2 separate regions of the Homo sapiens genome follow, and region 2 is linked to region 1. A link is a loop called in an ENCODE intact Hi-C map of the cell type or tissue named here. Cell type or tissue: CD14-positive monocyte. All regions are shown on one strand. Each heading gives the region's core, and the rest is flanking DNA. Links, peaks and the distances in the headings are about the cores only.

Region 1 (16,053 bases), core at 6,095-8,594:
ATACTGCTTTCCACAATCGTTGAACAAATTTATCCCACCAACAGTGTATAAAGGTTCCCTTTGTGACCTTGCCAGCATCTATTATTTTTTTGGCTTTTTAATAATGGCCATTCTGACTGGTGTGAGATGGCCTCTCTTTGTGGTTTTGATATGCTTGTTGGCCACATGTATGTCTTCTTTTGAGAAGTGTCTGTTTATGTCTTTTGCTCAATTTTTAATGGGGTTGTTTATTTTTCTCTTGTAAATGTGTTTAAGTTCTTTATGGATGCTGGATATTAGACCTTTGTCAGATACATAGTTTGCAAATATTTTCTCCCATTCTGTGCCTTTTAAGTGGGGCATTTAGCCTGTTTACATTCAAGGTTAGTATTGATATGTGTGGATTTGATCCTGACATTGTGCTGTTTGATCATATCATTGATCCTGTCAGCTGGTGCTGTCACTGATCCTGTCATTAGCTGGTTATTATGTTGGCTTGTTTGTGTGGTTGCTTTACAGTGACACTAGTCTGTGTGTTTAAGTGTATTTTTGTATCAGCTGGTAGCGGTCTTTCCTTTCTATATTTACTGTTCCTTCCAAGATCTCTTATAAGGCAGGTCTGGTAATGAAGTTCCTCAACATTTGCTTACCTGAAAAGGATCTTGTTTCTCCTTCACTTAGGAAGCTTAGTTTGGCAGGATATGAAATTATTGGTTGAAGATTTTTTTTTTTTTTTTAAAGAATGTTGAATATAGGCCTCTAATCTCTTCTGGCTTGTAGGGTTTCACTGTTAGCCTAAGGGGATCCCTTTGTAAGTGACCTGCCCTTTCTCTCTAGCTGCCTTTAACATTCTTTCATTTCAACGTTGGAAAACCTGACAATTATGTGTCTTGAAGATGATCTTCTTGTGTAGAATCTTGCAGGAGTTCCCTGTATTTCCTGAGTTTGACTGTAGGTCCCTCTAGTAAGGTTAGGGAAGTTTTCAGGGATGATATCTAGGAATATATTTTCCAAGTTGTTTGCTTTCTCTCTCCCTTTCAGGGATGCCAGTGATTTGTAGATTTGGCCTCTTTACATAATCCATTCTTCTCTGAGGTTTTATTCATTTTTATTTATTTTTTCATTTTTGTCTGACTGTCCTATTTCAGAGAACCAGTCTTCAAGTTCTGAGATTCTTTCCTCAGTTAGGTTTATTCAGCTGTTAATACTTGTGATTGCATTGTAAATTTTTTTTTTTTCCCTGAGACGGAATCTCGCTCTGTCACCCAGGCTGGAGTGCAGTGGAACAATCTCCGCTCACTGCAGTCTCTGCCTCCCAGGTTCAAGCGATTCTCCTACCTCAGCCTCCTGAGTAGCTGGGACTACAGGTGCCTGCCACTATGCCTGGCTAATTTTTGTATTTTTAGTAGAGACGGGGTTTCACCATGTTGGCCAGGCTGTCCTGAAATTCCTGACCTCAGGCAATCCATCTGCCTCAGCCTCCCAAAGTGCTGGGATTACTGGAGTGAGCTACTGTGCCCGGTCATAAAATTATCATATTGCATTATTTAGCTCTGTCAGACCCGTTAGGTTTTTTTTTATGCTGGCTATTCTATCCTTCAGCTTCTATATCATTTTACTGTGATTGTTCTTTTCCTTAGATTTGGTTTCAACATCCTCCTGAATCTCAGTGATCTTTGTTCCTATCCATATTCTGTATTCCAGCCAGTTCTGCCTGGTTACAAACTCTTATTGGAGAACTGGTGTGGCCATTTGGAGGGCGTATGACACTCTGGCCATCTGAGTGTTATCAGAGTTCTTGCTGGTTCTTTCTCATCTGAGTGTGGGTGTTCCTTTAATGTAGATTGAGTACGGTCAACAGACTTCTTTTCTGGATGTTTTCACTGGGCTGATGCTTTATGTAGGGTCTTTATTTGAAGCTTACTTGTTGTCTCTGGTTTCAGAGGGGGGTATGTTAATGAGGTGTTTTTGGTATTGAAGCTTTGGGGTGTGATCCAGTAGGTGGCGCTTAGGTGAATTGGTCAGTTGCTAGACTCTTGTTTGGTTGCGTGGCTCCCCTGTTTCCTCACAGTTTCCGTCATGCTCCCTTTCAGTGCTCTGAAACTGTGTGTTCCTCTCCCACTTGAGTGCTGGCTCTCCTTGGCACTCCTGGGATGCCCACTGCAGCTCTGGGGTGATCTCAGTGTTTATGTTCCTTTCTCAGCTTAGAGGCAGCAGAGGAAGAGATCTTAGCAGGGGTTGTGGCCGGGGGTTATTTGCTTGCTCCACCTCAGAGAGATGTGGGTCAGCAATCACTTGGTGCAGTCAGCCCAAGATGTAGGGTTTGTGCTGTGTGCCCAAGCCAGGGGTTCCCTGTCTGGTGATGAGCCATGCTGGGGAGAGTGGGTGTGGGACCTGTAGGAGACAGACTGGCTGCCTCTCCTTGGGTCGACTGTAGCTTATTGGAGGTGTAGATAAGGTACTCTTAGAGTCTTTGCTCCTTTGTTAGTTTGAAGGTGGCAAGGGCAGTTCCACTGCTGAGATAGTGGCAGAGAGGCTTTCAGTTGCCCCTGGAGGCTCTGTTCGGGGAGTTGCTGAGTTGGTACTGGCTCCACAGCTCTGGCGGGGGTGGCTGGAGGCCCAGGCCTGGAGGACCTGTCCAGTGAGGAGATATGGACAAGTCTGCCCACTTTTCCATAGGGCTGCTGTGGTATGCTTGGGGCCTGCTCCAGTCCCTAGTCACCTCAGATTTTCCAGAACCTGGAGGTGTCACCAGTGAAGGCTGAGAAACAGCAAATATGGCAGCCTGTCCCTCCCTCTGGGAGCTTCGTCCCAGGGAGGTATGGACCTGGTGTCGGCCCAAAGGCACCTGTAGGAAGTGACTGGAGACCCTGGTTGGGAGGTCCCGGCCAGTGAGGAGGAACGGGATTGGGACCCACTTAAAAAAGTGGCCACATTTTGGGAGAGCAGTTGTGCTGTGCTAGGGGTCCGCTTCAGCCCCTGATCGCCTCGGATACTATGAGGCTCAAAGGCTGGAACAGCTAAGGCACCTGAACAGTAAAGATGGTGGCCTACCTCTCCCTCTGGGAGTGCCATCCCAGGGGAAATTCAATGTCCATCTGTCAGATGGACAGCTCGGGCAGGGGTGGCTAGAGGCCCCAGTTGGAAGGTCCTGCCCAGTGAGGGAACGGGATAGGTACCTGCTTAAAGCAGCTGTCCGGCCACGTTTCGGTAGAGCAGCTATGCTGTACTGGGGGATCCCTTCTGCCCTGTGTTGGCTCGGACTCTCCAAAGCCTGAAAGCTAGAATGGCTAAGGTGCCCAAACAGCAAAGCTGGTGGCCTGCCCCTCCCCCTGGGAGCTCCTTCTTAGGGTGGTGCAATGCCGCTACTGGTAGCTGGCTGGAATTCCAAGCCAGTGGGTCTTATCTCGTGAGGTGCAGTGGAAGTGGGGGCTGTTGCTGCTTAGCTGCCTGGATTCATCCTCTTTCCTAAGTGTATGTACAGGAGTCTAACCTCTCACTTTGCCAGAGCTACGGCTACTTTTGCTGGAAAGCCTGAGTAGCTAAGGCTCCAGGGTCTCCACGCGTGCCTGAGCGGCTGCTCTGCCAAGACTCCACGCTGCTCTGTCAGAATGAAGACTGAAGGCACTGGTAGAGAGGGGTTTACGTGGAGAGCTCCTGACCTGAGGTTTGCAAAGATCTGTGGGAGAAGCATGGTTTCTGGGTCGCTCATTCGGTCATTGCTTCTCTGGGCAGGGGAGTATCCCCTGGCTCCGTGCTGACCCCCGGGGGGCCATTGTCCTGTCTTGCTTTTCTTTGTTCTCTGTGGGTCAGGTTGTTTCCTTGATTAGTCCCAGTGCGAGTATCTGGCTGTTTCAGTTGAAGGTGTTGTATTCACTCGCCCCTTCTGTTCCTCTCCGTGAGAGTCAGGTACACCAGCTGCTTCTAGTCAGCCATCTTGGCCACTCACTCTTGTGTGTATTTATGCTCTGATTTCTGCAGAAGTTTCCAGGGGTGGGATGGTGAGACAGGGATATGTGTATTTTTAATTTTAATAGATGCTTCCATATTGCCCTCTAAAAAGGCGATAATTCATATTTCACTACAACTGGCACATGAGAATATCCTCTCCCTATCTTGTGAACTCCAATAGTTATGAAATTTCTTTTTCAGTTTCTGACTGGATATAAAGTTATACCCCATTGTTACCAATTTCTGTGAGCACTAGGGGATGATATGAGCATCTTTCCAGATATTACCTTGGCAATTTGTTTTTGCTCTTTTGTGTGCTGCTCATCTTTTGCTAGGTTTGTTACTAACCTTGGGCCTTTATTCCTGGTTAGTTTCTGAGGGCTGTTTATACAGCATAGGTGTCAACCCTTTGTCATCTATGTTCCACATACTTGGATCAGATAGAGCATTTGTCTCTTGGCTTTGTTAGTCACTGAAGGATTACAGAAGCAAACTGAGTTCCAGCAGGTCAAATACAACCTTATTAGTTTGATATGTTAAGCAGCCCTTTGGAAGGGTCAGTGGGGGTGGTATGATATTGATGGGCATGGTACAATATATGCTTGTTGAAGACTGTGGTAGCTCACACATCAGCTGAATTTTGTATCTCTTTAGCTTTTCAGGGGTTCTTTAAGCAACAGGGAGGTATGCTCATATGTGTGCCTTATGCTCAGAAAAATAGCTCGATCACCAAGCAGCTGTAATCCACTCGACTGGTCTCTCTTCCTTATGGAAACTGGGTCCTGAAGTTCGGTGTCATTCTTTTTTTTAGAAATCATGCCACCCTCAAAGCCTCATCCACCTGTCGTGGGCAAAGTGACTCATCACAGCATTGAATTATACTGGGATCTGGAAAAGAAAGCCAAACGCCAAGGACCTCAAGAGCAGTGGTTCAGGTTCTCGATTGAAGAAGAAGACCCCAAAATGCACACTTATGGTATCATTTATACGTAGGTGCAGTGTTGAATTGCTTGCCACTTTGCCTTACTTCCTGATTAGCTGGAATGATTTCTGTTGTCTCTAAAAAGCCACTGCTTGTTTCAAATTAAAGAATGAGTCAGCATCATTTGTATTCATGCTCTTTTATGAATTACAATTTTTGGAAAATAGGCATTAGCAGTAACTTTGAAATTAAACCTCTGTACCTTTGAGAGCTTCTTTGACTTCTGAAATATTTTAATGATATGTATTTAAAATCCAGAATGTAGAGACAGACTCAAACAATAGCTTGATGCAATTAGGTGAGCTTCCCATCAGGCTGTTGTGTTCACTGACGTGGAATGGCCCCGCATGGTCTACCCTGGCTAGCTTCTCTGATCTCATGTCATACCATTGTCCCCTTGTCAACTCTCTTATACCACGCTGGCTGCCTCTCAGCCTGGACAGGCCAAGCTGGTTCCCATCGCAGGATCTTGCTCGTTGCTGTGGTCTTGAATACATTTCCTTCTGTTTTTATACAGCTGGTTCCTTCACACCATGCCAATCTCAGATGAAACATCCCCCCGCCCCCAGAAGGCCATCTGAAGTAGCCATCCTTTCATGCAGGCCTCCTGTAGCTCAGAACCTTGTTTTGTATGCCACATAGCATTTAGCTCTGTTGGGCTTATTTTACTTGTTTACTTGTTTGCTTAGTTTGTTTACCTTGTTGTTTACTTGTTTACTTCTTGTTCCTTTCCTGCCTCCTCACCCAGTATTAAACTCAGTGAGAGACAAATAAGACTTCTGCCTGCTTAACGCTCTAGCCGGTTCCTTGACAGTGCTGGCTGTTATATAGCAGGCCTTCCAAATGCTTCTGGCATGAACCAATACCACCAGGAGTAATGAAGAAGTCACTTTTGGCCAGGCATGGTGGCTCATGCCTGTAATCTCAGCACTGTGGGAGGCTGAAGTGGGCAGATCCCTTGAACCTGGATGTTCAAGACCAGCCTAGGCAACATAGTGAAATCCCATCTCTACAAAAAATCCAAAAGTTAGCCAGGTGTGGTGGCTTATGCCTGTAGTCCCGGGCTGAGGTGGGAGGATCACTTGAGCCTGGGAGGTCGAGGCTGCAGTGAGCCATGATTGTGCCACTGCACTCCAGCCTGGGTGACAGAGTGAGACCCTGTCTCAAAAAAAAAAAAAAAAAAAGTTATGTTTTTCTTCTTAGTCTTCATATCATCTCTGACTTATTTCTTCCCCTTGATAGATTTACCACTTGAAAAATGCAAAATGACTATTTTGTGATTCAGGAATACCAAAAATGAGATACAAATATGGTTTTTAGTGAAACTTTTAATTTTGAAATAATTATAGATTCATATCCAGTTGTAAGAAAGAGTGATTGTACCTTTTCCCATTTCTCCCCTATGGTAACATCTTTGAAAATAATAGTGCAGTGTCACAGTCAGGATATTGGCATTGATGCAGTCAAGATGCAGAACAGGTTCATCACTTTCCTGGCCTTTTCTCAAGTTTGCATTGTGATAAAAGTGCTGACATGAGAAGATAGATATGTTTATGTGTATGTGTGTATAAATATCTATAAATATGTATATAATCTGTATATGAAAGCTCCAATTTCAACTGTTACTTGAGTGATAATATATCTGATATTTGAGAAATTTCTCTGTACCTTAAGAAAAATCTGAAATGTAGTTGCAATGTAAAAATAGTTCTTGTTCTGACTACTCAAATGTTATTTTAATCATGTCGTTTTACTTATTGAAGGTATGCTTTTTCTATCTAAAAGCATGAATTATGAGAAACATTTCTCTTGAGAAAGAAAAAGACATCTTTCTTTCCCCCATCACCTTAGCACCACAAGCTGTGTTGGGCAGGTGAATGGGGCCATCCTGCATCGTTCTTTCTTCCTTGGCTGTGCCTTTGCTGGGTGGCCAGGTAGGCAGCCTCAGCTAGAGAAACCATAGCTGCGTGTGCTGGCTTCCAGCCTGAGGTGTGTGTCTGTGTTGTCTGCATTCTCCCCAGAGACCTGGTTGCTGTCAGGCTGGAGAACGCACTCTCACTCTGACGACAGCCTGGCATTGTGGGGCTGGCAGTGACATCTGTGGTCCCTGCTCTAAGGACAGTGGGGAAATGCCTGCGTTTCTCACAGAATTACAAGTACAAATCTTGACGCTAGGTGGCAGAATTAGGCTGCATTAATCTTGACCTCTTTTGCTTCCTTATTTCTTTCTCTACATAGCATTAAAACTAGCAAATGCTTTTCTTGTAAAAAGTGGTTATCTAGAATACCTGATGTTTGGATTGTGGATTTAAGAACTTCTTCCTGATTTGTCAGTTTCTGTTCCCATCAGTCATCAGTCTATCTGGAAACAATGATATTGTCTTTGACTTGGGCTTTCCTCCATGGCTTCTCATAGCCAGTCAGTTACTGAGTTCTCCATTTGTAGAATTGCTTCTGTGCTTTCCCTCTTTAGCTGCGTTTTCCCCTGCAGGATGTAGGCTTTATTTCTGTCTAGCTCATTTGTGGATCCCCAGCTCCTACACCTGCCCAGTGTATTTTCTGATGGAAGGAGTTGACTTTATTCCTTTTTTTTTTTTCTCATCATTCTATCTTGCTGGGCTAATTTCCATTTTAATCTTTCTTTTGTCACATTGTCTTTGGTGGGTCCTCCATTGCTTAAAGGATAAAGGCCAAATTCCTTAGACTAACATTTAATGTCTTTCACAGTTTCCCTACACCTGCCTTTCTTGTTGCCTCTTATTTCTCAGCACAAACCCTCCAGTCAGATTTCTTACTGTCCTTTGAATATGCCTTGACGTTTTCTGCATGTGTGTTCAGTTGTTTTCCCTGTTTGGACAGATTTTCCCCTCTCACCCTATTCTTTCTTCTGCCCTGGTCAGATTTTACCTCCACTGAGAAGCTCTCCTTACTACCCTATTGTCTGTGCCCTAAATTCCTGTGATCGTTGCTGCCCATGCCACGCATTCCATTTATTCCATCAGCGTGTATTATTGAGTGTCTGCCGTGTGTCAGACACTGCTCCGGATGCTGGGGATACGGCACTGGGAAAAAATTCCTCCCTCATGATGATGAAGGCAAACAATAAATAAGATACATAAGTAAAAATAGGTAGTCAGCAGGCAATACATACTGAGGGGCAGCAGCATAGGAAAAATTGAGGGCCTGGGGTAGAGGTGGGGAAGTCTTCACCAAGAAGGTAGCTTCTGAGTAGATCTGAAGCAAGGATACCTGGAGCCTTGCAACTATCTGGGGGAAGAACCTTCCAGACATAGCAAAGGGCAGGTGAGAAAGCCTGGCAGTACAAATGTACCTGGCTGGTCCCAGGAGCATTGAGGAACAGAGGGAACAAGGAGGAAAATAATGGGGGCGAGGGCAGCTGGGTCATGAGAGGTCACTGCCTGGGCCTTGAGGGTTATTGGGAGAACTCTGGCTTACTCTGAGAGAGGCGGGGAAAGCCACTGGAGATTGTGAAGCTGAGAAGAGGTGTGATCCGGCTTATGTTTTACGAGGATCCCTCTGGCTGCTGAGTTGGGAACAGGCTGTAGGGAGGCCAGGCAGCAAGCAGCAGGGAGGACTGATGAAGAAGCTTTTGAAACAGTTTAGGTGGGAGACAACACAACAGTGTGGAAAGTGGGAGGATGCAGGATATGCTTTAAAGATGGATTTAAGAACTTGGTGGTGGACCGAATATGGGATGTGAGATACGGGATGTGAGAGAGAGGATGGTCAAGGGATATGTGGTAGCCAGCACAGGCCCAGTGATGCTGCTGGAAGCATCAGCGTCACAGTCTCAGTGGCTTATGGCAGCAGTGATTCCCTCCTACACACCATGCCCACCGTGGGTCGGCCAGGGCTCCATCCTGCATTGTCCTCCTGCCACAGCCCAGGCCATGCGGCAGCCTCTGCGTGAACATTGTCAGTCACTGTAGCAGGGGAGAGAGCATGGCATGCTGTTTCTTGAAGCTTCTGCCCAGAATGACATACTTCACTTCTGTGTATACTTCATTGCTCAAAGCAAGACATGCAGCCATGTCCGAGTTCAACAGGGCGGGGAGGTAGATAGAATCCTTGTGGGAGGGCACCTTGTGTCTCTGAACAACAATCCAGTCTTCCACAGGAGGCACCCAGGGTCTGGCCTGAGCAACTGTAATAACAGAGATGGGGAAGACTGTGGGTGGAGTAGATGCTCAGTTTGAAACTGTCTGACGTCCAAGCCGAGATGTCAGGGAGGGTGTTGGGGATGTCAAGGGCCAGGGAAAGGGTCTGGGTTGGAGAGACAGACTCCAGAGTCATCAGCATGAGGCTGGATTGGAATTCTGGGGGAGGGAGTTTAGAGAAGAAAGGGAAGTCTGGTAACTGAGTCTTGGGGCTTTTCAATATTTATTTAGCTTCTTATGTTTCATATTTGCTCAGCTCTTGCATCAAACATTTGCTTATTGACTGATAACAAAAACAAGGCTATGCTTTAAATTTTTGTAGACTTTCCTCTACTGTGGAAGTCACTCTAAGATTCATTTATTTTTTCAGCTGTCATGTCTAGGTAAAGTTGCGCTTCTCCATGGGTTCAATGAACTGCTCTCATGAGTCCTCCCTGCGCCTGTGTTGTAATCGCTGTAGAGTACCCTGGTGGGCAGTTGTGTCCTGGTCCCTGCTGTGGCTTTTGTCCTCTTTGGAGCCATCTCTAGTGATGCAAGAATCTTCAGCCTTTGACAAGCGTGCTTGGTAACATCTGGTTTCTAACACAGTTGCGTTATTTCCCTTTCCAGGGGTTATGGAGGTGCTGTTTGCTTCAGGGTGACCTTATGATATTTAGCAATACTGAATTTTATTGGGAGCACTTCTGGTTTTATTTTGGTCTAATGCTATGCTAAGTCTTTGACACCTTGCACTGAATTCTGGTGAGGCTTGGCTATTATATTCTCACTGAACTTCTAAAGATCTTTTCAGATGCCACACATTATTGAGGGCTCAGTTTCTATGACTCAAATATCTAAGTATTCATGGACCTATTTTCATTTAACATCAAAATCTACCTACTCATAAGACTACTTTGTGCCAGGCTGATACATTTTAGTTTTAAAAAAATTATTACTTTTTAGCCCTGGCGGTTTTTCTGAATATTTATCTTGGTTTTAGAGCTTTTACTTTTATGGTAAATGTGTTTATATCAATTTTTAACACTTATCTACTTCTCGGTTTCTTGATCGAAAAGTTTCTGTAATGCCATTGGCGTTATTTCTTCATTGTCTTTCCTACAGTTTCTTTTTTGTTGATACATACTATCTCAGTTATCTGCTGCATGACAAACCAGCCCCAGACTTAGTGGTTGACAGCAGAAACAGGCATGTGTTTGCTCATGATCTGTAATTTGGCTAGGGTGTTGATGGCTTGTTTCTGCCCCATGTGGTCTTGGCCGTTGCAGCTCTCTTGGGGCTGGAAGAACCAAATGGCTTCACCCATGTGTGATGCATCAGCTGGGATGGCCAGGACAGCAGGAGACTGGCTGGGCTTTTTCATCTCCTTTGTGGTCTGGATCTTCCACTGACTGTCTTACTAGGTGGCCTCTTTCTCTAACAGGGAAGTTGAGCTTCTCCTCCCTGCTTCCAAGGGAGGAGAAGCAGAAACTTCTGGGCATCTTAAGGCCCAGACCCAGAGCTGTACAGATTCTCTTCTACCACTTCCCATCCTGTTCAAGGGGAGAGGAACTAGACTCTAACTCTGGCAGGGGAGGAACATGTTCCTGCGGGGATGGTGGAGACTGTGGAGGTCAGCTTGACTTCCAGCTCATTTGGCTTCTTTTAGGTGAAGAGAAATGTGTTTCTGGCAAAGATGATGTCAGTTAGGAGACTGAATCCACCAGCACAGAGCAGGGAGGCAGAGACACGTACGTGGTCAGAGGTGCCTCAATGTGCTTAGTCTTTTTCTTGGCTCTGCTGGTGCTACACCCGAGAAGTCATTTAGATTTGGTGTCTGAAGTAACTTTGTGATGCAAAAACAGGATCATTGAACGTTCAGTGTTTGATTTTACCTTGAAATTTCACATTTTAACAAAGGACAGAAACATCAAGTGAAGAAAGTCTTTGTAAATGTTTTTCAGTTTTCAAAAAAAGGTTCTGTTAGATGTTAGAATTATGATGTTAGAGTTGTCTCCAGATTTCACGGAGGCACCTCTTTCCTGGACGTGCCAGACTCTTCTGCGCCCTGACTCACCGCAGTGAGAGTACCTAGACCATGACTTTCCCAGGTGTTGTGTGTTCTTTCAACCCTACTGGGAAGTCCCTTTCTCAGACTGCCTGGGAGACGTCTGCCTGTCTGTCATGGAAGTCCTTTATGCCATTTCTCACTTGACATCAGAGATACCTCAACCAGAGGACACTGTCCTGGCACCTCATTCCCTCTGCCCTGTACCTGTTTCTCAGGTACCTGTTCCTGCCCCATGCCTGTTCCTCAGTGGGGGAATTACTTGTTTGATGGATGAATTTGGCGGAAGGAACTTAGACCTTCTGGCTTCTCCTTTGGGGATACTCCTCCCTCTAGGACAAGTGTTGGGTCTGTTCTTTAGCCACACACTTTGTGCCATGCCTCATCCTTTAGGAGAAAGAATCCAGTGGGGGCTGGGAGTGAGTGGGCAAGGCTGTTTGATGATTAGGTGAGGTGTTAGCTCACCCACCTGATCCAGATCTGAAGTCAGGTTTTCAAGTGTTTATTAGTGATGCTAACTCCAGCACTGTCATTTCACCCTTGCTCAGTTGTCCCTTCTTCACTGTCCTTGACTGCCCCTTTTCTTGGACCCCATCAGTAGGAAGTTGGGGTCAACTCAGTGTTGACAGGTTCATTTTGGCCCTGAGCTGGTTCAGGACTACATCCCAGCCTGTCCCAGCACCTTGCAAATAATGGGCACTAGATACACTTGTTGAGTTGTATGGAATGGAATTGATGTATAAATATTTAGTTGCACATAAACATCCTGGAAAAATTAGTTGTGAATCACAAAGAATGATTCTGGTATCTTTGGAGGATCTATTGAGAATAAAAGTAAAAACTAGAGACAGGAAAAAACAAAAGGAGGAAACAATGGTAACCTTGGCATCTAAGGAGCTATGGAGAATGGTCCAAGGGAGGAGAACAAGAACTGGATTAAGTGTTGAAGCAGGAAAGAAGAAAGAGCTGGAAATGACACACACACACACACACACCCTCTCAAAAACCAAGGCTTTGAGTAGAAGAAAAGAAAAATTTAGAGATAAGATTTGAAAAGGGATACATGGAGTTTAGTCGGATAAGAAGAAAGAATGTTGGCAGAAAAGAGAAATGGGTAACATGGAGGTTTTGGGTAATACTGGGAAATATATACAGCTCTGTCAACTTTTGGAGACCTGATATTGTAGAATGCATGCCAAGTCAAAGCCAGGCTCCTGGGACCTGCCTCACAAGCAGAAGGTGGGGTCTTATCTTAGCACTTGCGCTAGGTCCCAGCATCTTCTGAGCAGGCAGGCATTTCTTGGTGCTGATTTTGCAGACTGCAAATGATGAGACTCAGTACTACTTCCCTCTGGAGGTGTGTGGATTTCCATCGTGAGTCTCTCATCAGATTTCTATCCCAGAAGTGCTCAGCATCCATTTCCCACAAACATTCCTAAGATGAACTTGACCATGGGGCATGATGTTAGCATTGTCTTCTATGTGCTGCCTGAGCTCCCAGCTCTACTGGAAGTTGCTTATGGACTACGAGCAATCTTGCATGTGACTTCTTCAGGTCCTTTCCCTGCAGTGGTATTTTGCCTGCAATAGTTATACAGCCATGTATTAGCCTTGCAGCCCCCATCACTAGATGGCCCCCACTTGAAAATTACAAATATATGATTTGACTGCCTGTCTTATCTTTCAAATATAAAACTTTGTTACTTGAGGGCAAATGTCGTGGTTAACGTGATTATTTCTCCAAAGTACAAAACAGTATGCTGGCTATGTGTCAGGCCCTGGACTAGGCCCTATGGGACAGAGTGCACCTGCTGGATAGGGATGGGGCGCCATGTGGGACTTGTCCTTCATTCTCTCGGAGTTCAGCAAAGCAGGATCCATCGGCTGTGTCCTGGAAATAGAAGGAAAATCACTTCCACCTGCTCTTCTGCTGTCTTATCAGAGAGTGCAGATTAAGCTACCTGGTGTTATCAGCATGTTTGTCTCCTCCTGTCTAGGGGATATGCAACGAAGCATGTTGTTGAAGGTCTGGAACCAAGGACGCTGTACAGATTTCGCCTGAAGGTCACCAGCCCCTCTGGGGAGTGTGAGTACAGCCCACTCGTCTCAGTGTCTACAACCAGTGAGTATTCAGACCGTCCACACTCACCTCTCTCTAGATCAATGGAGATGACAAGCAATTTAGAAAAAATATTCTGCCTCTCGTTTGGCCTTACCAGAAGCAGAAATGATACAATTTTTAAACACTGCAATAATATTTGCTAGTTGGGCCTTGCCATAACTTGTAATGTCAGGGAAGTCTAATTATGCTTTCACAAACTGGGAGAGCTATTTTTGTGCCAGAACTGTCCTGTTAGTAGCCATTCAGCACAAAAGGGTGGAGTCACCTTTCTTAGGAAATGGGCCACAGGGGTGTGGGCTGGGTAAGCCTAAGCGTCCCCACACAGCCAAGCAGGCTGCCTGCCTGAGCGTCCTTGGGCAAGCAGCTCCATTCAGTGTCATATCCATTTTAGACAACCCCAGGGTGTGCGTCTTAACTCGCCACACAAACCCGATTCCTGGGGTCACGGTGAGTGAGGGTGAACGAACAGTGCTGCTGCATCCACGGAGAATCCTGTGAGGGAGAGCCCCACATGGAGACCTCTGAGCCCTTCAGCCGGCTGAGTTTTAAGGTTGTTTCTGAGATTGGTATTTTAAAGCATTTTAAAGATGCTATCTATGTCCAGGGCCATCTCTGAGCAAGAGCCTTGTAAAAATTAGGATGGTCACAAGTGTTCTCCACGGCCCACCCACTGAAAACACAGGCAAGTAATTTTTCAGTTGCACAAAGGAAACCTTCCTTTTGTGAGTAAAGCTCTTTTTCCGTTTTATTCCAGGTAGCATTTGGCTTGGAGGTATGTGCTTTCCATGGCTTTCAACTGTGTCCTTTAGGCATTTCTTCATTACAAGTTTTGTGTAGACTAAAGTTAACTCAGCTTTTGAGTTAACTCAGCTTTTGAGCTGTGGTACCTTCAGTTGCAGACCTGGCATGAGGGGACAGGATCTGAGTTTAGCAAACTGGGAGTTTATCTGTGAAAAACACAATTTCAGAGGAGACTTGTGATATGAAATGGTCAACTCTGGGGATGCAGGTAAAAAAAGAGGGCTCGTTCCTTCATCCGACAGTGTTGAGAACATTTGCTGTAACATGGAAGGTACTTACCTCTGGGGTTCTTAAGAGAAAGCAAAGACAGCAGAACATGAGCTCTGTGTGCTGAAGGAAGGCAGAGGGCATTGCAGGAGAAGGGGCAGGAGGAAGAGGTGGCAAAGGGAGTCAGGCATATGAACAGAGACTCCGGGCAACCCCAGCCAGGATGCCGTCCCAGGCTACCTTTCTGCTCCCTCCCATCCTCTTGCTGTCCCCACCGCCCACAGGCCTCCTGCCACTGCACACTCCCCTACCTCTGCCCTTCTTCCCTGGAGCACTCACTTCATTGCTGTGCTCACTGAGCCTGCTCCATGGGCAAGCATGGCAGGGGCGATTCCTCGTGTGGCTTTCCCCTCCTCTGTCACATGCCTTCCCTCCTCCCCAGGTACAGAGCAGTATTCCCCCACCTCTATGAACACTTCTTGCATCTTAAGTATTTGTCTACCTTTTGGTCTCTCACCTACATTGCGGGCTCCGAAAGGATGGACGATGGGTTGGCCATCTGTAGCTTGTGGGAGTTCCTTAATAAATAAGTCAGTGTGTGTGCCTGTGGCCTGAGCAGGAGTATCGCTTCAGCCAGGAGTTCAAGGCTACAGTGAGCTATGGTGGCACCACTGCACTCTCCAGCCTGGGCAACAGAGCAGGACCCTTTCTTTAAAAAAAGAAGATCCTTGATGGATGGATGGGTAATGAATTAAAGACCAGTGGCAGAATTAAGAGTATGAAAAGAAACACTGATTTTCTCAGGTTGCATTTATGTTTGTTGGAAGATGTATTAGTTTTCCACTGGCCAGTGAGAGTCCACCCGAACCTTCCAGGTGAGGGTGAATATGGTTGGTTCTGCAGCCTTCCATTGTGGGCTTCAGGTGGCCTCTAGCATCCTCTTAATAGCACACCAAAGCCAGGGCAGGGGCTTCTGGCCGTCCTAGCCTGAGTTTACATGGGGTTGGAGTACCATTTGGAGCAATTTTAGGAAGGGCTGTTTATTAGTGTGTTCTCACACTGCTAATAAAGACATACCTGAGGCTGGGTAATTTATTATAAAGGAAAGAAGTTTAATGGACTCACAGTTCCACATGGCTGGGGAGGCCTCACAACCATGGTGGAAGGCAAAGAAGGAGTAAAGGCATGTCTTCCACGGCGGCAGGCAAGAGAGAGCATGTGCAGGGGAATTTCCCTTTATAAAACCATCAGATCTTATGAGACTTATTCACTATCATGAGAACAGCATGGGAAAGCCCCACCCCCATGATTCAGTTACCTCCCACCAGGTCACTCCCATGACACATGTGAATTATGGGAGCTACAATTCAAGATGAGATTTGGGTGGGGACACAGCCAAACTATATCAGGCTGTGCCTGTGGGCCAGATGTGCCTTCTCCCCACTGAGCTGGCTCCAGAGGCAGCCATGGAGAGTTGGTGCAGCGCATTTGTCCTTACAGCGCCATGGCTTCCATGAGTAATTAGATGAGGCCTCCTGCAGGGATGAGTGTGTGGTGGTGACCAGGGGTGTGTGTGTGTGTGTGTGTGTGTGTGTTGGGGGAGTGATCCTGGCCATTTCACTGCCAGATAATAGATAGCATCACTGCCTGCAGCCAGGAAGCCTTCTCAACCTCAGGGGGGCTGTACTGGGTGGTGAGGATCAGGTGTCCTCCTCCTCCTAGCTGGGGCAGGCTCTTGGCTCTGTGGGCTGGCTGCAGCTCCCTTATGCTATTGTGTTATATATTTATA
Region 2 (16,053 bases), core at 8,939-11,438, 1.9 Mb after region 1:
GAAGAGCCCAGGACCCATCAGCACCCAGACCAAAGCCTGTACCTGGCTCAGCTCCTTCCTATCCCTGTGGTCATGGGCAGGTCAGTTACCTTCTCTTAAGGCAGAACAAATACTGACCTTGACTTTTCCACTGGACTTCTGTAGCCATCCAAATGGTTGACCAAGGACTATGAAATATTTCTGGTTGATTTCTGTTTGTTGTTAATGTGTGTAATACAAAATTAATAAATGAAGTTCATCCTATCCACCCACCTTATAATAAGCACTGGACATCTTACAAGACAAGTCATGAGAAGGGAGATGGGAAGGTACGAGCAGGCCAGACCATGATGGGGTGGCTGTCAACATAACCAAGGAACTCCAAGGGAAGAACCCAGCATTGAATGGGCACCACCTCTGTGGCAGGTGCCTCATCCACACCTCGAATGTCAGATCCTCCCTTGGTAGCCACCCTGGGCAGGTGTTAGCTTCTTTTGCAGGAAAGTAGGGAGGCCTGCTATGCCAGCACTGTTAGATGATGCAGAATGCTGATGGTCTGGAGGGAGGATGCCCCTCCTGCCGTTGGGGCCAGGATGGGTAGCTCTGCAAGTCTCTTTGGCGGACACAGGGCCTGAAGCTCTGCAGAGTGGTGATTTCTGTCTCCTTTGAACATGTAAAGCATTTTCCCAGGCCCAAGACACCAATGAGAACTGTGAGTCTATAGGCAGATGAATCTTCTACCCCTGGCTGACTTTTGAAGGAAAAATACTGTCTCACAAGTGCAGACACAGCAGCATGCCCATGCTGGGTTCTCACCTCCGAGTGAGCCACACATGTGCATGGTACACGCACACACACACACACACACACACGGGTAATGGCAGCGGGTGCTGATGCCCAGCAGTGCAGTCCCCCAACCAGAGCTTCTCTGGCAAGGTGCTGTTCCGCTGGGAGCTGTCTTAGTCCTGAGGCAGCTTCGTGGATGACCTGGTCCATCAGCGGGAAGGCTTGGCCAACCACACTGGCCTTTCACCAAGGGGACTCAACTGTGGGAAAAAAAAAAAAAAAGTTAAGCACAAGTCAAACTGCACTGTGTGAGGTGGTCTCCAGTGCATCTCAACAGGGCTAGGGCTGGGGCGACATGATGAAGCCAGACCGAGGGTGTGGCCATGTCCTGGGGAGTGCAGCCCAGAGACCTCCTGATACGGCAAATGCTGGATTCACCGCTCTCTCTTTCCTGATGGTAAAAGAGAACTTGAGTCCCAGGCCACTGTGGGATGGAGAGGAGAGAGGACAACCTGGGGAGACCGCCTGGAGCCCAAGACCCTACCCGCCCTATGAGTGTCCTCCAGGGAATTCAGCTGACTTCCTAGGCCACCAGCATTTCCTTCCCGATTTTCCCCATCAGTTTTATCTCCAAATTCATTAGTTTGCAGGAGGATTTGATTATTTCTCATGCACAAATAGAGTCCTGTAATCGCTCAGGGACTGAGAAATGTCTTTATTGTTCTCTGAAGAATATTACAGGTTTGTGGGTTTCCTTAGTTCACAGCCAGGGTGCAGGGCTCAGCCTGGCCTGGCAAAGCAGGGTGCCAGGGAAGAAGAGGAATCAAGTCCCAATGGGTGGGGGTGTTCCAGACACCCAAAGCTATCTTAGAAAAGGGCAAAGCCCCAGTACTCCCCTCCACTCTCTTGGAGACTTGGAATCACTGTTATCTATTTGCTTAAATGAAGGGGGTGGCAGAGGAAGAGATCAGTGGGGTATTTGGGTCCCTGTGGGTTTCTGTTTACAGGATAAACAAGGAGAGATCTCTATCGTGACCTGTAACTCCTTGATTCTGCTCTCAGTGCACCAGGTATGGAAACAGATCTGGGGAGATCTTCAGGCTTAATATTCTCACCATAGTTTACTGGGGGCAGGAGAAGAGACCCAGCACTGGGAGGCTCCTTGGGGGCTGGAGGGTGGGCTAGAGAAACCCAGGGGCTTGGGGGAGAGGCTGAGCCACTCAGGGCTGCAGTGTTGCAGGGAACTGGTTGCTGTGGCAGCTTCACCCCAGAACCTGAAGTGGGGCTTTTGCAGGAGAAAGCACGTTCTCTGGGGGAAGGTCGCATGGTTTCTGGGCTCAACCCTCAGCCTGGCCCCTTCCCATGCCCCGTGCTCTTCCTGGCACACCAGGGCCTCCCACGTCTTCCTCTGCCATCAGTCCCCAGGCTAGTGACTCCCGAAGCTTCAGCCAGACCATTCTTGGAGCTCCAGATGGCACAGACCACAGCCTGCTCGGCAGCCTCCCTGCCATGTCCCCAACATACCCAAACGCATGTGTCCCAAACTGAGCTCTTCCCCACTGGCCCAGACCTGGTCCTCCCTCAGTGGCCCCCACTCTAAGGGAAGGGTCCACCCCACTATCTGCCCTGTCAGAAACCTGCAGGTCATCCTTGTCTTGCTCCTCTCTCCAATCTGTTCTCTGAACCCATCAGTTCCATATTCTTAATCTTTGGGAAATAAGTATTTTCCCTCCACTCCCATGAGACTCCCAAAGCTCAGTCCCTGGTCTTCTTCCTTAGCTCTGCTGCCACAGCTGCTGTGACCTTGCCAGGACAGTGGCCACACCGCCACAGATAGCCCATCTAAAGCACACCTCATGGCCACTGCTGCCAGCTCAGACCCCTTCACAGCATCTACTGCCTTCAGGGAAGATGACAGAGGAATCCAGACTCTCGACTTCTGCACCCTCCTTTCTCGCTGTTTTCCTCCTTCTTGCCAAGTCCCAACTACCCTCCTCCACCTGGAGTCCCCAGAACCCAGCAAACACCCTCTCCTTGGCTCTTTGCCCCTGCTGGTCCCTCTACCCAGGATGCCTTTTCCTTCCTTCACTGCCTGACTAGTTCCTCCTGGTCTTTCATATCACCTCCTCCAGGAAGCCTTCTCTGATATGCAACTTTATCCCATCCCACCTCCCTTCTCCCAGTGATGCTGGACTTTTGCTTTTTGCTTCCCGAGGATAACAGACAAGCTCACCCAACACTAAAATAGTCTACACTGGGGGTCTATGCGCTGGACCACAGATCTATTGGCTCCTAATTTTGGGATATAGGGGTCCATCATCATATCTCAAAAGTAAAGTTCAGCGGGGTTAATATTACTGCAGCCTACACAATAGCATTTTTACAAGTAAACGTCTTAAAGCATGTATTTAAGCACATAGGTATGACCCTGGTATGGAATGTATGTGTTTGTGTGTTTTACCTAATGTATATGATGATATATTGACACACATATGTAATTTAATATTCCATTTTTACATATATTTGTATGTTATGTATAACATACAGTCTTTTATATTTATATGAAACAGAAATGTGTTGTGTGGATGTAATAGAGAGGGGATATGTAAGAAGCGTGGGCTACTAGAGGCTCTCGCTTTGAGAAACACAGCCCTGTGGCTTTGTTTCACTTACCCTAGAATGTTTGCTCCTTTGCAGAGCATCTCCTAATGACCGGAAGGCAGTGTCTGCTGTGTAAATGCATCTTTTTTGAGTTTCCAGATACTCTTCTCAAACCCAACAGTGCCCGGTACGGAGACAGCATGCATCCAGCAATTGTTGAATGAGAGTTCACATAACATAGGTACTTTGTCTGCCTTTCTCTTCTCTAACCATTTTTATTTAAAATCTACCACTTTTTTAAAAAAAATCTTTTAAAAAAACCATTTTTATTTAAAATCTAGAACAGGAAACTGGGGTGTACCGTCCCAGCCGAGCCACACCCGATGGCCTACCTGTGGCCTGAGAACTGTCTGTGATTGGTGTGCTGTGGAGCAGACACATTCCACCTATGAACAGCCTGCTGCATGGCTCCATGCTATTTTGATGTGGGTAAAAGTAAAAGCAGTGTTTGAAAGGGTGCACAACCCCTGTCTCCGGCCACCTTTCCTGTCCGTGAGCGCAGACACGGTGCACAGGGACACAGGCACCCTGCGCTGCTGCTGCGGAGTCCCAACGCCCCATCAAGTGCTGAGTCGACAAGCATCAGAAGGACCCTCCTGGGCACCACTCTTCTGCTGGACTCCAGGGACACAGAGAGAAAATGACCAGGAGTATCACTTGAACCCAGGAGGCAGAGGTTGCAGTGAGCTGAGATCGCACCACTGCACTCTATCCTGGGTGACACAGTGAGACTCTGTCAATCAAAAAAAAAAAGAGAAAGAAAGAGAGAGAGAGAAAGAAGAAGGAAAGAAAGAAAGAAAAGAAGAAAGAAGGAAGAAATAGAAAGAGAGAGAAGGAAGAAATAGAAAGAGAGAGAAAGAAGAAAGAAAAAAGAAGGAAGGAAAGAGAAAGAAAAAGAAAGAAAGAGAAAGAAAAAGAAAGAAAGAAAGAAAGAAAGAGAAAGAAAGAAAGAAAGAAAAAGAAAGAAAGAAAGAAAGAAAGAAAGAAAGAAAGAAAGAAAGAAAGAAAGAAAGACAGACAAACGAAAGAGAGAGAGCAAGGGAGGGAGGGAGGGAGGGAGGAAGGAAGTGGGGGGGAGAGAGAGGGGGGAGGGAGGGAGGGAGGAAAGAAGTGGGGGGACAGAGAGAGAGAGGGAGGGAGGGAGGGAGGGAGGAAGGAAGTGGGGGGGGAGAGAGAGAGAGAGAGAGAAAGTGAGCAGCACCTGCGCACTTAGGCTTGCAATTGTAGGGCATGGAGGACTCCAGGCCATGGAGTGACAGTGCTGCAGGGTGGGGCCCGCAAGGGTGTGCTGGGTGCCTGGGTCCACGGAGGAGTCTCCCCTGGAGATGAGACTTCAGCTGCATCTAGACGCACGTGGCCTCCATGACAAGGCTCCTCAAGAGAACTTCCTGAGGCTGGGCCTTCACAGTGTGCTTGAGAAACACCCTCGCTCCTGTTGATCCCAGCTCTCTGGGGCCCTCCTCTGTGAATGACATCCTCACAGAGGGGACTCTGTGCTCTGGCACCTCCTGCACTCAGGGACCCCTTCCCTGGCACCACCCTCACGGCTGCTCCCCTTGGCCAGCCTCCTCCGCCACCATAACGCAGACCAGGAGGGGAGCAAGCGATCCCTCATCCTTCCTTCAATCAGCAGGGTCTTGTGGTGGGCTCTGGAGCCACCTTAAAAGCAGTCCCCTGGGCCGGGCGCGGTGGCTCACGCCTGTAATCCCAGCACTTTGGGAGGCCAAGGTGGGCGGATCACGAGGTCAGGAGATCGAGACCATCCTGGCTAACATGGTGAAACCCCGTCTCTACTAAAAATACAAAAAATTAGCCGGGCGCGGTGGCGGGCGCCTGTAGTCCCAGCTACTCGGGAGTCTGAGGCAGGAGAATGGCGTGAACCCGGGAGGCGGAGCTTGCAGGGAGCCGAGATCGCGCCACCGCACTCCAGCCTGGGCGACAGAGAGAGACTCAGTCTCAAAAAAAAAAAATTATAATAATAAATAAATAAAAAATAAAAAAAGCAGTCCCCTGTTACCTGGGGAATGGACCGGGGCTTATAGATGCCAAAGAACTCTCCAGGGTCCACAGCCAGCGCACCAGCAATCTGCTCTCACCCACCACTCGCTTGCTCAACAGACATTTGTGGCTGCCAATGGGCCGGGGGCTGTTTGGGGGTATATTCAGCTCTGGGCCTGCCCTCAGGGCACTTAGATTTTAGAGAAAGAGGGTGCGGACAGAGACTGGACAAACCAAAACATAAAGTGCCTGGCATACATTGAAAAGGGGGCCATGGGATAGAGAGCAGCTGGGGAGGCACGGACAAGGGGCATGAGGAGGGTCCCTGGCAGGCAAGGAGGAAGGCCCTGGGGGAGACCGAGGGGGGAGCAAAGTCCCTGAAGGGACAAGCCCTCGCGCCCCTTCCCAGGGCCAGCACAGGGACCTTCAGGTTACACCCTATGCAGAAGATGGTGAAAAATACATCAACTCTTCCCATTCCCATTCCCATTCCCACGGGCAACTTGACAGTACAAGCTTCTGCCATGCCACAATATTGGCTCCTTTCTGGTAGTTGGTACGGAATTAACCCCCTTGTGTTAATTCAGATAGATCAAAAATGCACATTTAACAAAATGAAGGACACCAAAAAAAAAAAAAAAAGAATCTGCCTTCTTTCTTAGAGTTCTGTTTGAAAGAACGATCATCTTACTGAGAGAATCTGAGAGCTGGAAATGTATGGAAAATCTCTATTGAAAAAGGACTGAAATGGAACCTGTGAGGAATAATTGTTCAAGAAGAAATGTGAGCTTTTCCCTCCGGCCATGGATGTTTCTGAATTGGCCCTGCAAAAAGGCCATCCGTCAGAGCCGGCTAGGTGAAATGAATCCTTCCCAAGCTGCGGTAATCCCATCAAAGGGGAAGAAGGTGGGAAGGAACGAGGCGAATCCTTCCCCTTAGAGGTTAGGGAAGGAAGTCCTTTGCTCAGAATACAAACAAGTTTCCAGTGTAAGAAGGATTAAGCACGACTCTATTAACCTAATGCCTGCGCTGAGCACCAGCAGCTGCCCCACTCAGTACCAGAAAGCCTGGCAAAGCCTTTGGGAATATTTTGTTTGGGGAGATTTCCAGCTTCATGAGATTCTTCCTGATTGCTTTCTTTTAAAAAATGAATTAATTACAAAATGAGAAGTGCATGTAGTCTTGACTCCATCCACCCTCCAGAGGGGCCGAATGGAGGTTCCCCCTGGAGCCCGTGACAATCAATATCTAATCAAAACTCGTTATAAGAATAAATTAGCAAGCAACTCCTAAGCGCTTCCTGTTAGCTGGTGGTGGTTGTTCTTTTCTTTAAAGTTCAATAAAACAATTAACTTTTACATCTCAATCTAAAAGCCCCACTGCCAGGGAGCTTGTTTTTCAAAGGCGATGAACTGAGTGGGAACTCACTAGATGGAGAGAGAAATGAATCCCTCCCACCAGGGCAAAGCTGACAGCCAGAGGCAGGGCTGCTGCCGCCTTGCAAGACACACCTGGGCCTGCGCGCAGATGGCTTCGTTGGCCTGCGAATGCTTCAGATGAGGCAGACCTAAGGTCCCATTTTGGATACTGTTCATAAGGACACAGAAGAAAGAAGTTTGTATAAATGTCACTCTCTGAGACAGGTGAAGAGAACATTCAAAACCCAGGACAAGCACCAGACCAGGCGTTCAGCTCATGCGTTGTTTTTCAAGTTAATTACAAATGTGGTCCATAAACCCCCACTGCTGACTTGGGGGCCACTTCCTTTCCTTTTCTGGCCACAAGACAACAGTGGGACTTGGCTAGGAGGAGGGACCAGCCTCCCCTGGGTGGGAGGTCACTTGTCTCAGGGTGGGGGGCCCATAGTGAAAGACCAAGAGGGACAGCCAGGGCCTCCAGAGCGGCCACCCCAGGCAGCACCCCATGGGCTGCGACTAGCAGTGAAGCTCGGGTCCAACCGTGGAGAAGGAGGGAGAGGCAGGGTGCCAGGAAGGCCACCTGGGCAAAGTGCTGGGCGGCTCGGGCCAGAGGAGGCCAAGGCAGAGGGATGGGTCTGGGCCCGAGAGGTCAGGTGAGGTGGAGCTGGCACTGCCTGGGGAGAGGCTGTGACTGGGAGGCCCCTGGAGCCTTGTGCAGGAGCAGCGTCTGCGGGAAGGGCAGCTGAAAGCAGGAGCACATCGGGTGCCACCCAGTGGGGTGGAACAGCAGAGAAGAAGGCAGGTGCCCCAGGCAACTCCTTGATGTGTTTGCCTTGAGGAGGGGCCCAGAGGATGCTTCATGGGGACAAGAGGTGCCAGTAGAGGGGAGAGGCTGTGGTTTTAGGGAAGAGGACAAGAGGAGGGAGGTCAGAGAGATTGGGGTTGGCCTGGAGTTCTAGGGACCGCTCGTCTTTTCAAGACTTTTCTGACTAGACCTTCTGGAGAACTTTTTATAATTTCCACTTAGAGTTTTTCCAGAGGAGGAACAAGAGGCTTTGATGGGGACATCCAAGAACTGGTGTGACCTGGGGGATGGCGCTGTGCCTGGCAGAAGCTGTGCCCCAGGGGAAGGAGGCAGGCCCTAGTCCCCAGACTCCCCTCTTCTGCAGCTAGAAGGAGGATGGCAGGGCCAGGCAGGACACAGAGAAGAGCCAGCAGGGCCCATCCCCTCTAGGTGAGCGGGATCTCCGGGCCCCCAGGAAATGGGAGCATCCAAAGCAGCATTGACCACAAGGGGCAGGGAGGAGAGGCTGGAAAGGAGGTCTGTGCATAACGCCTCCGATTCCTGGTAGAACCTCACAACAGCTCGTTGACGGCGGGTCGGTGAGCATTTAAAGAGCAGCAGATTCTCATTCAGAGGCAGTGTGGTTCCATGGAAAGCAAAGCATTTCAGTGATGCGTGCTTAATTCAATCAGCTTACTTTACGCAAAAAGGATCCAGTGCCAGGAGTCCCCGGCCTGTCATGAAGGGTGGGGACAACGGTGTCCAAGAGCCACAAATAAAATGCCAAGGGAATGCTGTGACGGGGGCCCTGGAGGGCTTTGTGGAGGAGGTTGAAAGATTCTCAGAGCCTTCAACAATGCTCTGTGGAAGAATTTGGGAGGTTACATTGAAATGGTAGGTGGGCGAGGCTGGGGGAAAAAGGGAAGATTTCCAACACTTTGGATCTACAAGGACACAACAGGTTTTGTTTTTTTAAATGGCTGTGGCTAAAATCAGCTTCCTGGTAGCATCATAAATGGGGATGGAAACCCTCATAAGCCTGGTGTCAGTGGTGGTGGCACCTTGGTGAGCAGGTGACCAAATGGCCTGAGTGGTGACGTTAATCTACCTGTTCACTGGCTGTTGCCAAAGCGAGGCCTATTGGGACAGGTTTGCATTTCTTCTTGGCTTCTAAGACCAGGTTATGACAGACATCCTACAATGCAGGAGGAGCTGGACAGGAGGACAACATCACACCTGGCCCTGCCATCCTCCATCTCCAGAAGCCATGGTCCAGCAGGGAGATGCACGACTCATGGTCTTCCACGCTGAGTGGAAAAGCCATGGCAACGCGGGCACTGCCAGGGGTTTCAGGGTGCTCTGCATCTGTTTCTTAAATAAGACTGTCTTGTTAATCCTGAACATTCCAGCTGCTTTTGTCACAGTGTCCCCGGACAAGAGGGAGCCTGAGAGAGACTTAGAGATCAGGAGAAGCAAACCGGCCCACAAGTGTGATGGATGCTGTGTCAGAGTGTCTAGGATCCAGGAGCCCCGCTCTCCCCTTAGAGACGGATGCAGTTCCGTGCACACAGGCCCTCTTTCCTGTGTAGGGGAGGGGCATGCTGTCTGCACATGGCATGCTCCCTCCTGCCCAGGGAAGCCAACTGCCATATTAGCAAAGATGGTTTGAAAATGAACAAGAATCCCAACTTAAAATATATATATATATGCAGTCATTCCTTGGTATCCGAGGGGGATTGGTTCCAAGACCCCCATGGTAACAAAATCTGCAGATGCTCAAGTCCCTGATATAAAATAGTGTCGTATTTGCATAGAACTTACACAATCCTCTTGTGTACTTTAAATCATCTCTAGATTACTTATATATATCTAATACAATGCAAATGCCAAGTAAATGGTTGTTATACTGTCTTTTTAGAATTGGTATTATTTTTCATTGTTGTATTGTGATTTTTATTGTTTTTTAAAGTATTTTTTATCCTGGCAGGGTGCAGTGGCTTACGCCTATAATCCCAGCATTTTGGGAGGCTGGGTCACTAGACCCTAGGAGTTGGAGACTAGCCTGGGAGACAAAGTAAGACCCCATCTCTACAAAAAAAAAAAAAAAACGCTGGATGTGGGGTCGGGCACCAGTGACCTCAGCTACACGGGAGGCTGAGTCAGGAGGATTGCATGACCCAGAGGTCTAGGATGCAGTAAGCCGTGATCACACCACTGCACTCCAGCCTGGGTGACAGAACAAAACCCGTCAAAAAAAACAAAAAACAAAAAAAAACAAAGAAACATAAAACTGTTTTTTAATCCGAAGTTGGCTGAATCCATGGAACCCACAGGTGTGTAGAAGGACATCTCCCACAATGTTAAGTCATCACTTACCAGTGTCAGCTTCCTGATGTGGCTAAGTTTAGACACACACGCGGGCTCGCACGAAAGATCCTAATGTCGAATAAATTGGGGGGAAAAATCAGTTCAGCTAGATGGACAGATTCCTGGAAGTCTTAGTGTGCACACATGTGCTGTGCCTGTGCAGGAGGGCAGTGGGGAAGGCAGAGCCCCGTGTGAAGGGACATCTTTGACAACAAGAGCATTTCCAAAACCACCGGGGAAGTATGCATGTGCAGCAGGTGGGTTTCAGTTCCCTCCAGCGTCTCACATGCTGGAACGGTCTCTCCATCAGCTCTGACCCAGGCCCAGAGGCCTGACACTCCTGCTGAGTGCTCAGGTCCTGGTGGCACAAGCCTTCCCCAGTCCTGCAGCCTTCGGGAAGCGGCGGTGCCCAGGGCGCAGAGCTCTGGCGTTGCACTCATGGGCTTATGCTGCCCTCTAGTGCTGTGCTCTTGAAATAGCTGTGTGGCTTTGCCACTTAAAGCTGATGCGGAATCTAGGGCCTCGTGGGCCCTCTAAAGAAACTGCCTCATTGCATCAAAATCAATGCCCTGCTCTTCTAACAGACGCTCTCTAATGCCCTGTAATGAAACCCATACAGATGATCACCTATCTATGCTCCAAATCGCAAAAGATAAACATAATGTCTTAACTTTAATATAAAGTGGAAGTATAAGAACTTAAAGAAAAGTAGCTTTTATAGCATGGAACTTGTCTTGCAATGAGCTTGACCTACACTCACCAGAAGCAATTTCTTAAATACCCACTCAGAGGTGACACTGCTTCCGCTGAGAAACGCTCGTGGAAGGTCGGGCTGGCCAGCCTTGCTGTAAAGGGCCAGGTGGTGCATACGCATGGCTTTGTGGGCCATAAGCTCCCAGCCACACCTACACAGCCCTGTCATTGTGACGCAAAGGCAGCTGCAGACAGCAGCAAGTGAATGGGCATGGCCACATTCCAACAAAACATCATTTGCAAAAAGAGGCAGTTGGCTAGATTTGGCCCAGAGGTTAATGATTTGTGGATCCCTGGTCTAGAGCATCCCCTTCGGTTTACAGATTGGGAAACTGAGGCTCAGCGTAGAGGAGGGGATAGTGGTCACGACTAGGAAATTAGACCCTGAGCCAAGTCCACTGGCTCCAGCCCATCCATCCCAGCTCTTTGGCCGGAGCTCTGCGGGCTGTGACTCAGGTGGTCTCTCCTCAGGTGTACGGGGGAGGTTTGGTGACCCCAGGGATGATCCCAGGGAAAGGAAGGTCTGTGTTGGGCTTTCTCTGACAACGGCAGTTCCCTCCCATGCCCCCCGTCCTCCCCAGCTCTGATTCATTCATTCACTCAGGTCTCCACTGAGTACCAACCTGTGTCTGCCCACCCTGCAGTCATTCCTCCTGGCCAAGCAGCCTGTGCTGATCACAGCTCCCAACCCCTAGAAAATGAAAATAAAGATATGCAAATTACATCATTAGATTCAACAGGCAGACACTCGGTCAAATGGCTCTAAAAGTGTCTTGGCTCTCAGTTCCTCTTCTTGCTGCATGGTGGGATAGCAGATCCCGTGATGGGCTCCAGCACTAGCTCCAGGGCGGCCAGGCTGGCTCGTGGCCTCATGGAGGTGGGGACCAGGCAAGCTGGGGCTTGGTAAGGCTCCTGGCAACCCAGGGCCCATGGGGTGGCCGAAAGGGCTGTGCTTGTGTGTGTCCTTGTCCTCAAAGTCACTCACTGTAGCATCCCCTTGTCCCCACAGGCCCCTCTTCCCCGCAGGAACTCTCAGGATGGGCCGCCCCTGCACCACTGGGCTGAGAGGACCAGAGCCCAGGAACTGTCTGTGGTTCCAGGGTTGGGGAAGCTTCCAGTCATATGGGAGCTCATAAGGCCAGGACCCATCTCTTCAGCTAGGCTAGGAGGCCAGTCTGGTCCCAACCTCCTGGCTCCTTACACTGTCCTCATCCTGGGGGCCCAGGCTAACAACCGGAGTCAGATCCTGGAAGGAGGGTGTCTACTGGGGGTCTAGAGGCATGGAGATGGCTCCTGCAGGGGCTGGAGCTGGCTGAGGTCAAGGGTTCCCTCGGGGCCAGGGAACAAGCACCTTCTACTAGCCTCTTGGGGACCTGGAAATAGCAGACCAGGGCCCACAGACCTGGGCACTTGTCTGGCCCCCTGGATTTAGCCCCATGGTAAGTTGGGGAGGCTGAGGATTCACTTTTGTATCCTATTGCTGATGGAGCCTGTCAGACAGACACAGCAGGGATCTGTGATGGCCGCGCTCCAGAAACCCAGGAGCAGGTCTCGGGGCTCTTTGAGAGGCCCTGTGGTGAAGCCAGGCTGGGATCATGAATCAGCCGGGACAGGCAGGGAGGATCTGGGATTCTGGAGCAGGAGTAGTGGCCTAGAACAGGAGGGGGCCCAGCAAGCCCAGGTCCAGGCCCCACATTTGACAGAAGGAAGCAACGCTGCCCCCCAGGGGAGCGGCCTCCAGAATTTCAGGAAGCGTCAGTGTGTTTGTCTGCTTGGGCTGCCTTAGCAAAGGTCACAACCTGGGAGGCTCCAAGCAACAAAAGTTTACTTTGTCACAGTCACGAAGACCAGAAGTCCCAATCCAAGGCATCCGCAGGGCCATGCTCCCTCCGAAGCCTCTGGGGGTGAAGTCTTCCTTCCCCCTCGGGCCAAGCCCCGGTGCTGCTTGGCTGGAGGGGCATCGCTGCACTCTGCCTCGTCTTCACACACCTCTTCCTCCCAATGTCTGTCTTCACTCAGCACTCTCCTCTATATGCGTCTTCATGTCCAAATCTCCTTCCTCTTATGCAGACACCATCACATTGAATTGGGGGTCCACCCTACTCCAATATGATCCCATCTTAACTCGACTAATTATATCTGCAATGACCCTGTTTCCAAATAGGGTCACATTGACAGGTGCCAGGGATTGGGGCTTCACCATTCCCTTCTAGGGGATGTCATTCAGCCCACACCAGCACAGCACTCCCCAGGTTCCCCTGAGTGGGGCAGGCGTTCCCCGGCCTCAGGCTCATCTGTGGAACACAGGCCCTGGGACACACCAGCTAACTCAAGAGTCTCTTCCTGGACAAATATACAAGGGTAGGCCGGGCATGGTGGCTCATGCCTGTAATCCCAGCACTTTGGGAGGCTGAGGCGGGCAGATTGCCTGAACTCAGGAGTTCGAGACCAGCCGGGGCAACACAGCAAAACCCCATCTCTACAAAAAATACAAAAGTTAGCCAGGCATGGTGGTGCGCGCCTGTAGACCCAGCCACTTGAGGGGCTGAGGCAGGAGGATGACTTGAGCCCAAGAGGTTGAGGCTGCAGTGAGCTGACATGGTGCCACTGCATTTCAGCCTGAGTGACAGAGCAAGGCCCTGTCTACAAGAGTTCTCTAAAACCTACTAATTCTCACTGTTATGGGCAGGCTTCCAAAAAGAAGCAAGTCAACATCTGTTCATAGGTAACATGGCACTGAAGGCAAAGGCCATCTCTCATTCACCTTTGTGTCTCCCATGGTGCCTTGCAGATGCTGGTGGGCCAGTGGCTCACCCCAGAGGCCCTGCAGGTGCTTTTTAAAGGAGTAGTGCCCAGGGTGGGAGTAGTCTGAGACTCCCCATGGATGGGCTTCTAGAGTAATCTATCTGTTTACTCATCCCTGTTTCTGAGGCAAATGTTTCTCCCTCAACGAAGGTTCTTTTTCTACCATGATGGACTTTCTGAAATGCAAAGCCTCTTCATACCTCTGGTTTTCATCCTTTGTCGACAAAAGAGGTAAAATTTTCAAGACTTGTTGGAAAACTTGTGCCATTTGCAGATGAAGGAGGTGAGAATTAGTTGAGTTCTTAAGAAATCTAGATTTCTGCTCAAGCTCTTCAGAATAGTAATTCTTTACCTTTTAAACAAGATTTATAAAATTACTTTAGAACTGTAAAAATGTTTCTGAGAAAACACCAGAGGTGTTTTTAGATTTCTGTGTGTAATACATTCACCATTAATGTTATTCACAATGTTCTTTTTGGCACAGTATTCTCAGATTAATGCGATTATTTGTGAGGTTTAGCCACAGAACCTTGTTGGAAAACTAGACAGAGGATGAAAAAAGGGCTTCATAACACAAAGGTGAGACAACAGCATCCAGCCACAGTTGGCTGGAGTCAGTCTGGCTTTTAGACCTTGGGTGGCTCAATTTTTTATTTTCCTGGACCTTGGTTTGCTCATCTGTCCAATGGACATAGCAGCAGTACAGCCTTACAGGGCTCATATGGTGGTTAAATGAGAAACACAAGAAAGACACTTAGTGGCGTATGGAACAGCATTCTAACCACAGACTTCAAGGTCAAAATCCAGGATAGTGAAGGCCTTGGCAAGGGTGGAAGGGGATGGAACCAAGAAGGGGTAGGAACTCGACTTCCACGTATTCGGTAATCTTGATTTCCTTTTTCTCCCTCTCTCTTTTTTTTTTGAAATGGAGTCTCACTCTACTGACCAGGCTGGAGTGCAATGGCATGATCTTGGCTCACTGCAACCTCTGCTCCTGGGTTCAAGTGATTCTCCTGCCTCAGCCTCCCAAGGAGCTGGGACTACAGGCGTGCACCACCACGCTTGGCCAATTTTTGTATTTTTAGTAGAGGCGGGGTTTCGCCATGTTGGCCAGGCTGGTCTCAAACTCCTGACCTTGGGTGATCGACCCACTTCAGCCTCCCAAAGTGCTGGGATTACAGGCATGAGCCACTGCACCTGGCCAGACTTCTTTTATGTAAAAAAATAAAATAAATAAGAGGAGATGGTTAAAAATACAAATACAAATAAATAAGAGGAGATGGTAAAAATGCAAAATTACATCTGTAATCCCAGCACTTTGGGAGGCTGAGGTGGGCAGATCATCTGAGCCCAGGAGCTGAAGACTGGCCTGGGCAACATGGTGAAACCTCATCTCTACAAAAAATAGAAAAATTCTCTGGGTATGGTGGCACACGCCTGTAGTCTCAGCTACTCAGGAGGATGAGGTAGGAGGATCACTTTAGCCCAGGAGGTTGAGGCTGCAGTAAGTCAAGATTGCACCACTGCACTTCAGCCTGGACAACACAACAACAACAAAACAAATTTCAGTTAGACCGGAAGCTAAGTTCAGGAGCTCCACTGTGCTACATGGTGACTGTAGTTAATAACAATGTATTATATTCTTAAAAACTGCTGAGAGAGTACATTTTAAATGTTCTCACCATAAAAATAACCAGCATGTAAGGTAATGCATATGTTAATTAGCTTAATTTAGCCATTCCACAATATATATCAAAACATCATGCTCCACACCATAAATATATACAATTTTTATTTAGCAATTAAAAACATACAGGAAGAGAATATAGCAGACTCTTAGGAATGGTTTTATTGAGATGTAATTCACAAACATACGTAATATGTACAATTCAATGGTTTTTAGAGGTTGGTACAAAAGCAATTACAGTTTTTGCCATTAAAAGTAATGGCGGCCAGGTGTGGTGGCTCACACCTGTAATCCTAGCACTTTGGGAGGCTGAGGAGGGCAGATCACTTGAGGTCAGGAGTTTGAAACCAGCCTGGCCAACATGGTGAAATCTCATCTCTACCAAAAATACAAAAAATTAGCTGGATGTGATGGTGGACGCCTGTAATCCCAACTACTTGGGAGGCTGAGACAGGAGAATTGCTTGAACCCAGGAGGTGGCGGTTGCAGTGAGCCGAGATTGCACCATTGCACTCCAGCCTAGGTGACAGAGCAAGACTCTGTCTCAAATAATAATAATGCCAAAAAATGAAATTACTTTTGCATCAACTGAACATATTCATAGATATGTGAAGCTGTTATTACAACTTCAGAACACTTTCATCATCTCAAAAAGAAACTGTAACTTTAGCCATCTCTCCCCCATCTTTCCTTCTCCCCCAAGAGACCACAAATCTACCTTCTATTTTTCCTGATTTCCCTGTTCCACACTTTCATATGGATGGAATCATGGGAATGTGTGCATATGAATGGAACCATGCATTTTGTGGCCTTTA

What was found. Peaks named below come from ENCODE experiments on the same cell type or tissue, not always from the same donor. Only the 100,000 strongest peaks of a DNase experiment are listed, where the experiment ranks them.
Region 2: it touches region 1 in a loop (5-fold over the local background); 27 of 110 quality-filtered maps call a loop at or near these places.

Annotation. Positions count from the first base shown.
Region 1 is chr10:125,975,420-125,991,472 of GRCh38, forward strand. FANK1 (fibronectin type III and ankyrin repeat domains 1) reads left to right here. Exons shown (of 11, transcript NM_145235.5): 2 at 4,742-4,919; 3 at 13,132-13,256. Among named protein-coding and RNA genes, the nearest start is that of FANK1-AS1, 10 kb to the left of the region's middle. RefSeq lists a silencer at 6,992-7,041. In CD14-positive monocyte, for the core only: CTCF peaks have their summits at 7,091 (motif pointing right) and 7,297; a DNase peak (open chromatin) is centred at 7,062.
Region 2 is chr10:127,843,725-127,859,777 of GRCh38, forward strand. No RefSeq gene overlaps it. Among named protein-coding and RNA genes, the nearest start is that of CLRN3, 41 kb to the right of the region's middle. RefSeq lists a silencer at 10,366-10,445. In CD14-positive monocyte, for the core only: CTCF peaks have their summits at 10,440 (motif pointing left) and 10,641; a DNase peak (open chromatin) is centred at 10,447; H3K27me3 peaks cover 472 bases.